2 separate regions of the Mus musculus genome follow, and region 1 is linked to region 2. The links are chromatin contacts, found by POLR2A ChIA-PET in ENCODE. All regions are on one chromosome and are shown on one strand. The core of a region is the stretch at or near the end of the contact, and the rest is flanking DNA. Distances in the headings are between cores, read along the strand shown.

Region 1 (4,605 bases), core at 265-2,764, 130 kb after region 2:
CCAGCCCCACATCAACCTCAGTGCAATATGCCCTCCCCGTGGGGTCCCTTGGCACGGTACTGTCTGCAGCCCCTTGTCTCTCACCCCTAGCTCCACTCTCCGGTGGTTAAAAATCGCATCGCACATCCTCCCCCCAATCCTGTTTTTATTGTTGAATCCATTCTGTAAACTACAAACCTCGTGTGTCTTACTCATCAGGACTTGGGATCCCTCGTCCTCAGCCTATGTGGTCTGGTGTTTGACAATCCAAGCACAGTGTCCTCTTGGCACCAACCAGAGGGGCCTGTCCCTCCAGCGCAGCCGGCAAATGTATGCAGTCCAGGTCCCCGCCCCACCTGTCACAGCCCCTCTTTTTGAGATCTGTAATAAATCTCTAATAAGAAACAGCTCCTCTCCGGTGACTTATGCGTGCGTGCGATGGGAGAGCAGGCGAAGGGTGGGCACCACGTGTTTTGTCTCCCCCGCTCTAAACCCTCCCTGGATCCCACATGATGAATCCCAATTCGCAGATGACTTCCTTTCTCCAAGCCTAAACTTCCCTATCCATAGATTAGCCACAAGTTGAGCGCAGTACGCAAGCTGGCGGGCGTAGTAGTACTCAGACTCGTCCTGGAGTCAGCCAGAGACTGTCTGTTCATGTCCTGTTGTTTTATTAGCTCGGAACCGGTTGCTACAAGGCTACCCTAGAAACCGAGGACTCCCGCGAGCGCTTGGGTCTCCGGGTTTCAATTTTTAGAAGTACACCGGGCCCTGCAGGTTTAAGTTCCGCCCACTCTAGCCACGCCCCTTTGACGTCCTTTTCCAAGCCCAGCAAGACCCCTAAGCGCAGTTTCTGGGTTCATTGGCCCCGCCCTCAGATCCAATGTGTCCATCTCGCCCCCAAGGTCCCGCCCACCGCCGCTCTACTTCCTCCCACTCCTCAGTCGGCCACTCTCGACTACATATCCTGCCCGTACCCATTCACAGTTCGTAGTTACAGATGTCAATCTTGCCTCAATCAGCCCCTCTTCCACCCTCTCAAATCCTGATATGCACTCCTCCGCCCATTGGTCTACGCCTGTCAATCTAGTTTACCAGACCCCGCCCACCCCGGCTCCCGTAACCGCCATTCTTGCGTTCCTTCTCAGGCCACGCCCAGCGCAGGTCCCCGGCCGGGTCTCCCGATCTACAGTTGTCGATCTCCGTAAGCCCCGCCTAACCCAGCCCTATTCTTTCCCCATAAGCTCCTCTACTAGGCTCCGCCCCTAGGGCACTGCCCATGCAAGTGCAGGCTCCGCCCACTAGGCGCCTCTTCCGCCCTGGAACAACCGCCTCGTAGCTCCGCCTCCCTAAGCACGCTACTCGCCGGTCACCTAGGGCGCGAGGGAGGGCCCACCTAGGTCAGTCTCCTTCACTGCATGAATGGAGCGTCAATCCGCTAGTTCTAACGGCGTCCCGTTAGGAATCTACTATGTGTTCCCAGCTTGAGAACTCCGGAGAAATCTCGGGTTATGTTGTCCCTGGAGTCCCGGTTAGAGGGAGTAAGTCATTCCCTGTGATCAGGCGCACTTTGGACAGTCCTTAGAGCGCCGCGCCAAAGGAAAGCCCCCGGCGCCAAGCTTCCTGGTTGTTTACGCGCGCGCATGCGCGGCGCGGGCCGCCAAATGGGTCGGGACTCTCGCTCGCGCTCACGGTCTGTGGGTCGCAGGGGTCGGAAGCAGCGGAGTCGAAGCCGGGGCCGGAGCCGCAGCCGGAGTCGGAGTCGGAGTCGGAGTCGGAGTCGGAGCCGGAGCCGGAGCCGGAGCCATGGGCGGAGCAGCCGAAGGCGACGGGAACACGAGCGGCGGCGCGAACGCAAGCGGCGCAGCCGAGGGCGCAGGTGAGCGTCCTGGGGGCTGCTCGGGCCTGGGAGCCGAGGGACAGGCGGGGCAGTATCCGAGATGCCGGGCTGCGCCGGGGCAAAGGAGACTTCCGGGGACCGCGGGCCATGAGCATAGGGGACCGAATGACTCCACTCGCCACCTCTGCATTCATAGACATTGTCTTGTCCCGGGCTGGCCTCCTGCGTCAGCCTCTGGAATGCTCGGGATTACAAGCCATTGCCTCACAGTTAAGGTTTTTTGCATTTCCTCATAGTTAATTCTGCTCAGTTGACAGCCCTTCTTCTCAACTGGCAGTACTTCTAACAAGTTGACCAAAGCCTAATCAGGACACCGTTCATACAGCACTGGAGATACAAGCCCGAACAGCCACATCTATCTTTTACTGTGGGTACTGGGGATTCGAACTCATGTCCTCAAAATACTACCTGGTGGTATTCCTCTTTCGTGGTTCCTGGGCTGTCAGAGAGTCCATCTATTGGGCCTCTCGTCTGTCATTTCTCATCCCTTCTACCTGTCATCTCAGCAGGACTTGACGGCACTGTACACACCAGTAACCCCAACACTTAGGAGACAGATAAGAACCAGCCTGGCTGTAGAGGGAGTTCCCACCTGATAGCATTGTAGATGTCATATTTAAAATAAAACAAGCACTCAGAAAGCAGAGACAGGAGGGTCTCTGAGTTCCAGGACAGCCAGGGCTACACAGAGAAGCCAGCCCTGTCTCGAAAAAAATCAAAAATTAAAAGAAAATAAAAACTACATAAAAAAGAACTACTCCCTCACTTTTAACCTTCATTTCTCTTGCTGTATTGTCTGTTATGGCCCTGGGACTTGTGTAGCTCTACTATGAAGGACAGCCTAGCTCATGTGGGGAGCAATGTGATTTACAGGCCGGTGAGGCTAGAATTCTAGGCAAGTACCTCAGCACCTAGGATGGTGCCCAGCAGCAGCCAGCATTGAACAGGTCTTGATGTGTCCTTCCCACAGGTCAGATTCGGAAGGAGAGCAGCGGCAGAAGTCTAGGAGGCGAAGCCAGAGCCTTCGACCACCCCGATGGCACTCACAGAACCAGTCCTCATGCTCTGACTCGGGTGAGGAGCGGGCTCAGGGCTCCTGGGCCCGTAAGGGTCACAGGCGCTCGTGGTCCCCGGGGTCATCAGCGTCTAGCTTGGACTCCCCAAGACGCTCCCGGAGTCCCGGGACAGCTACCCTGGCCCTGAGCCAGCAGCAGAGCCTGCAGGAACGGCTGCGGCTTCGTGAGGAGCGGAAGCAGCAAGAAGAGCTGCTCAAGGCCTTCGAGACGCCTGAGGAGAAGCGTGCGCGGCGACTGGCCAAGAAGGAAGCTAAGGAACGCAAGAAGCGGGAGAAGATGGGCTGGGGTGAGGAGTACATGGGCTACACCAACACCGACAACCCCTTTGGAGACAACAACCTGCTCGGCACCTTCATCTGGAACAAGGCCTTGGAGAAGAAGGGCATCAGCCACCTGGAGGAGAAGGAGCTGAAGGAGCGCAACAAGAGGATCCAGGAAGACAACCGTCTGGAGCTGCAAAAGGTAGGCCGGCCTCGCACGCACGCACACTTGCATGGGAGCTCACATCCTCTTCTGGAGGCTGGATGTGCCTGGACACACGCCTCTCACCATGGTGGCTCCCTGTGTTGCTGTCCAGGTCAAACAGCTGCGGCTAGAGCGGGAACGGGAGAAAGCCATGAGGGAGCAGGAGCTGGAGTTGCTGCAGCGGGAGAAGGAGGCAGAACACTTTAAGACGTGGGAGGAGCAAGAGGACAGCTTCCACTTGCGGCAGGCCAAGCTTCGGTGCGCTCCTCCCTGGCCTTCTATTGGAAACTACAATCTCATGCCAATCTCTGCCAGGCGTGGCGTGTGAACTCATGAGACAAATCCCCGGGGAGTCCCGTTAAGACAGTGATGGGGATATGGGATCCATTGTCCAGAGTATCTCCGCCTCACTGAAGGAACCTGAGCACAGACCTGGTCAGATGTATTGAGGACCCCAGCTCAACCCTATTGTCCCACCTTGGGGAGGGCCAGGCTCACAGGGCCATCTGACACTCCTATCAGTCTGAACCTGTTTGGCTGGTTGGGGCTGAGGGTCAGCTGTGCCAGCGGAACTCTGGCCCTGACCCTGCCACCCTATTTCCTCCTGCAGCTCCAAGATCCGAATCCGAGATGGGCGAGCTAAGCCCATCGACCTCCTGGCCAAGTACATCAGCGCAGAGGATGACGACCTGGCGGTGGAGATGCACGAGCCCTACACCTTCCTCAACGGCCTCACTGTGGCGGACATGGAGGACCTACTAGAAGACATCCAGGTGCTGCACATACTTCGGTCTGGGTAGCTGTACCTGGCTCTGCCCTGCCCTACCCTGCCCTATATTGCCTCAGCCCTCCTCCCCACACCCCTCCTTCAGGCCCCACCGCTCACAGCCCTGCCCCACAGGTGTACATGGAACTAGAGCAGGGCAAGAATGTGGACTTCTGGCGGGACATGACGACCATCACAGAGGATGAGATTGCCAAGCTCCGCAAGCTGGAGGCCTCTGGCAAGGGCCCAGGTAAGCAGTGTGGGACATCTTCCCAGCTCCTCTGAGGCCTCTGCAGGGCATGGCAGCGCCTGAATGCTGGACAATAGAATGTGTCTCCTAAGGAGCCTCAGGGAATGGCCGCAGCCCGAGACAGCTGCTATCCCTGTCTGCAGAGCCTCAGCCTTCACCAGGGCAAGCA
Region 2 (4,374 bases), core at 862-3,361:
CGGCGGCAGAGCAGGGGCTGCGCGAGCTGCAGCGAGGCAGGCGCCAGTGCCGGGAGCGCGTGTGTGCGCTGCGCGCGGCCGCCGAGCAGCGGGAGGCGCGCTGCCGCGACGGGAGCGCAGGGCTAGGGCGCGACCTGCGACGCCTGCGCACGGAGCTGGGGCGCACCGAGGCTCTGCGCACGCGCGCGCAGGAGGAGGCGCGGGCGGCGCTGTTGGGTGCCGGGGGCCTGAAGCGTCGCCTGTGTCGCCTGGAGAACCGTTACGACGCGCTAGCCGCTCAGGTGGCCGCTGAGGTGCAATTCGTGCGCGACCTGGTGCGTGCGCTGGAGCAGGAACGGCTGCAGGCTGAGTGCGGCGTGCGCTAGGCTGCGGCACCCCCAGACCCCGACCCACCCCCAGAATAAAGCTGCTTTCCACGTACTGTCGCCTGTCTCCCACGCCCCGCAGGGAGGGTGGGAGCGAGCAACCCCACGATAGGTGCTCTCCTACGCCGCCGAAGAGATTATGGCTCTGCCACACCACACACCAAGGGTGGTGTCACCCACAGTTCACATAGAGACGTGCAAGGCTCAATTGGTAAAGCTGAATCTCAGTGGGGACCCGCAGTATCACACAGCTCCGAAAAGGACACACTGCGGGGGTGTGGGGAGACCTGGAGGACACTTAGAGGATATGCACCTGTCATCCCAACTCGTGGAGGCCGAGGCAGTTTGTGACAGCTGAGTCCTGCCTGATCTGTCCCTGGGGCTCTGGGTCAGTTTGTATAATGAGCAGTAACGGGGTCTGCGGCATTCAGATGCTGTCGTGTGCACAGCCACTGTGAGGCGGCAGGAGAGAGCCAGGCCAGGTTCCAAAGTCTGAATGCTGGCTGCCCTCTCTGAGTCCCACACCCTATGGCAGCTTAACCACCTGTAGGTCAAGATTCTGGGATCCAACACCTTCCGCTGTCTATGGGCATGGGGCGTGCACATGATGCACAGACACAAGCTCATAGAGAAGCCATGTGGGATGGCAAAGGCCTGGGGATCCGGATTTGTGAATTCAAGGTCATCCTGGTCTACAGAGTGAGTTCCAGGACTACACCTAAAAACCCATCTCAAAAAAAAAAAAGTGACTGGAGAGATGGCTCAGCTGTTAAGAGCACTGACTGCTCTTCCAGGGGTCCTGAGTTCAATTCCCAGCAACCACATGGTGGCTCACAACCATTTATAATGGGATCTGATGCCCTCTTCTGGTGTGTCTGAAGACAGCTACAGTGTACTCATATACATAAAATAAATAATTTTTTTAAAGCTGTTGCCATAGGCCCCTTCACGAGCTTTCCCGATAAGCCCACATTTTACAAAAATATGAACGTGTAATAGAGCATCCTCGGGACCCAGAAATGGAGCGTTATTTGGGAAGATTGGTCTGTTAGCTAAATTGAACGAAGGTGGGGCTGAGCTGTAGGCAGAAGAGGAATGATATAGAACAGATAGGTTCAAGCTGGAATGGGGGACCGGAGAATGCCGGCTCCGGGTGTGTGCACCAGGTTTCTGTTTCCGTATCAGGGCTTCACCCGGTTAGTGAGGACGGGCTCGTGGCTTCAGGTAACGCTGACGACAGCTGATAGGGCCGACACAGCTGACAAACCCCTGTGGCTTCTCAACCCGCTTTAAACTCCAGGGGCCAATGAGTTCTTGTGTCTCCAAAGCTGGTAACCAGACACCCCAAGTTATGAGCCTTGTCAGACGTCTGGGGCTTAGTAGCAAGGCCCCCTGAGTTGAGTCTTAATCAGTTAATTGACGCATTTATACGTTTTTGAGACAGGCTTTCACTATGTATCCTTGATCTGTGTTTGTGGTCTAGTTCGTACCTCCCCACAAGCTCCCTCGGGTTTAGCCTCTTGTAGGTCAGAGGGCACTGCTGTGCGCCATCCCGCCCCCACCTCCACCCGACCCAACCCCCCACCCCCGTCACAGCCTGGAACAGGTGCACGTAGCAGACCGGGCCTAGCCACGTTCGCGGTCGCTCAGCTCTTGACCATACTAGGGCAAGCAGCTCCCTCGCTATTAATAACCTGGCGGGGAGCCGGCGTCGTGTCTATAAAGCCGAGCACGCCAACCCCAAGCGGCTCCTTCAACCCCTGAGATCTTAAACAAAAGTAAGTACGCCAACCATCTCCCCTCCTTGGCCCTCACCCAGGCTTCCTGCGGCAGAAATGACCCCAAAAGTCAAAGAATTGTGTTAAAACGAAGGATGAGTGAAACACAGACCCTGCTGGTCCCGAAGGCTTGTGGGACAGCGGGCAGGAGGAGCTGTCATCTAAAGGGTGCAGAGCCAGGGACATCCCATCCTACCCAAGTGACCCCCAAGAATGCATGTGTGTCTTGGTGTGGGTGGTGAAGAGCTGGGGGATCAAAGAGGGGACTCTCTGTGTCCCCAAACTCAGTTCTCCTCTGGGTATGCAGCTCCCTGAACTTCTCTGTAGTTCAAAGCCAAAGCCATTTTTTTTTTTTTTTTGAGGTAGGGTCTCTGTAGCCCTGCCTGTCCTGGAACTTGATATGTCCAGGCTGGCCCTGGACTCAGGGAAATCCTCTTCTCTCTGCCTCCTGAGCGCTGGGATCAAAGACACGCACCACAACTCCTGGCTAAAGGGATTTTGTGGCTGTCCCACATGCATAAACCCAAGGTGTGTCCCCAAATTCCACCTGTGACCCATTACTGCAGACCTACTCCTGATGGCTGGAGAGACGAGGAGATGAGAAGTTCCTTTCCAGACAACTTGCAGTCACCGGGTGCATGGTGGTGTGTGGGGGTAGGGTGGATGACCTGGGGACACCCACCACTAGTGACTTCTGGCTCCTGTCAGCCCCTCCCCTCTGGCTTTGGCTGATCTTCCACTTAGTGTCCAGGATGCCCATCTCTTCCCTGGCCCTTGGAGACCTGAGGTCTGGAGAGCAGTGACCTTTGCAGGTGACAGTGTTGGACCAGGTGGGGCCCTGGGGTCTAAGTGCTGACTGAGTGTTCCGCTGAGCGCTGGCTGATGTCTGTGACAGGTGTCAGTGCAGGGATAGGACAGCACAGGGTGGGGAGGGCTGCCTGTCACCCATCTCCAGGTCCTGAGCAAACCACCACTATCACCTCAGTCTCTGGGTGTGGTTATTAGGACTTGGGGTGTGTGGGTTTTGGTGAGGTCACAGTCCTAGGGTTAAGTGTGGGGCAGGAGAGTCAACAAGAAAAGCTGAGAATCTGGTTCGGTGGATAAAGTGTTTGTCTCGAGTGCGTGGGGACCTTGGTCAGAATCCCTAGGACTCAACTCAACTGAGGCACAGCAGTGTCTGTATGGAGTCTGGAAATCCAGCCAGGCAGGGGACCTTATGCTCTGCTAGGTCCCACAGGCCAAGTTCTTCAGGATCTGGGGACAATAGAGCTGAGGGGTCAGCCACGAGGCCCCACTGCTGGCTCTGGGGCTTGTGAGTGTCCCTATCAGCACGGTAACCCATACGGGAGACAGAGGAACCTTGAGCTCATTTTGTGGGGATGTCTGGCTGGGTGTTCTGTGTGGGGCATTCTGGAAGGTGCTGAGTAGTGTCCCACTCTGTGTCTGGAGCTCCCCCAATGTGACACTTGTCCCCAGCCCCCACCGAGAACCTTCACGAGGACACAATCACCAACCTGAGGTTTTTGTTTGTTTGTTTGTTGAGACAGAGTCTCATGTAGCTCCAACTCACTATGTAGCCACAGATGACCTTGAAATTTTGATCCTCCTGCCTCCACCTCCAAGTGAGTGCTGGGTTGGTAGATATGTCAGAATGCCCAGCTCTAATCCACCTTTTTTTGTGACAGACCTTGGACAAGGGACTCCATCTTCCCTGAGCCTCAGTATTCTTAGCCATGTAGAGGAATCCATTTTATACACTGTTCCTCTGGGCGTCAATGTCAGGGTGTCCTGTGTCTGTCCTGGACCGTCCTATGGCCCAGTTAGGGATGCTGGTAATGTCTGGAGTGTTTGTGGGGGAGCTTGCTTCTCTCTGAGTGGGTGGGAGAGGCACACGTCACTAACAGAGGCCAGCAGAGGCCTCGGCTTGGCCAGCTTGCTAGGAGAAGGTTGGGGTAGGCAGGTGACCCTGGAACCTTCTGTCCCTCTGGAAAGGCTTCGAGGGGCTTTCCCCAGCATGCTAGGACCCAAAGGAGGCCCCAAGGGCAGGGCTTCTTGGCAAGGCTCTGCTTGACAGACAGAACACGGGTCAGAAACCTACCTCTTCTGAGTCATCCCAGGCCTCTGGAACACGCAATAAACCCATCCCGACACAGGTGCACCCGCCTGGTGAGCCGAGGGTGGGGTCCCTGAGGACATGGGATGTTCTGGGGAGACTGGGCAAGCCAGTGACT

What was found. ChIA-PET counts read pairs that join two places held with the same protein, here RNA polymerase II (POLR2A).
Region 1: POLR2A ChIA-PET joins it to region 2 with 12 read pairs in embryonic stem cell. The contact joins the promoter of Cactin here to the promoter of Atcayos in region 2. POLR2A ChIA-PET finds 5 or more read pairs at or near these places in 3 of 5 experiments (Patski and embryonic stem cell).

The regions. Positions count from the first base shown.
Region 1 is chr10:81,319,589-81,324,193 of GRCm38, forward strand. It overlaps Cactin (cactin, spliceosome C complex subunit), which reads left to right and starts at 1,515. Exons shown (of 9, transcript NM_027381.2): 1 at 1,515-1,858; 2 at 2,850-3,417; 3 at 3,533-3,678; 4 at 4,031-4,193; 5 at 4,322-4,436. The coding sequence starts at 1,623. It overlaps Pip5k1c (phosphatidylinositol-4-phosphate 5-kinase, type 1 gamma), which reads left to right. Exons shown (of 18, transcript NM_008844.3): 18 at 1-386.
Region 2 is chr10:81,192,580-81,196,953 of GRCm38, forward strand. Atcayos (ataxia, cerebellar, Cayman type, opposite strand) reads left to right here and starts at 2,112. Exons shown (of 3, transcript NR_015477.1): 1 at 2,112-2,143. It overlaps Dapk3 (death-associated protein kinase 3), which reads left to right. Exons shown (of 9, transcript NM_001190474.1): 9 at 1-618. The coding sequence ends at 365.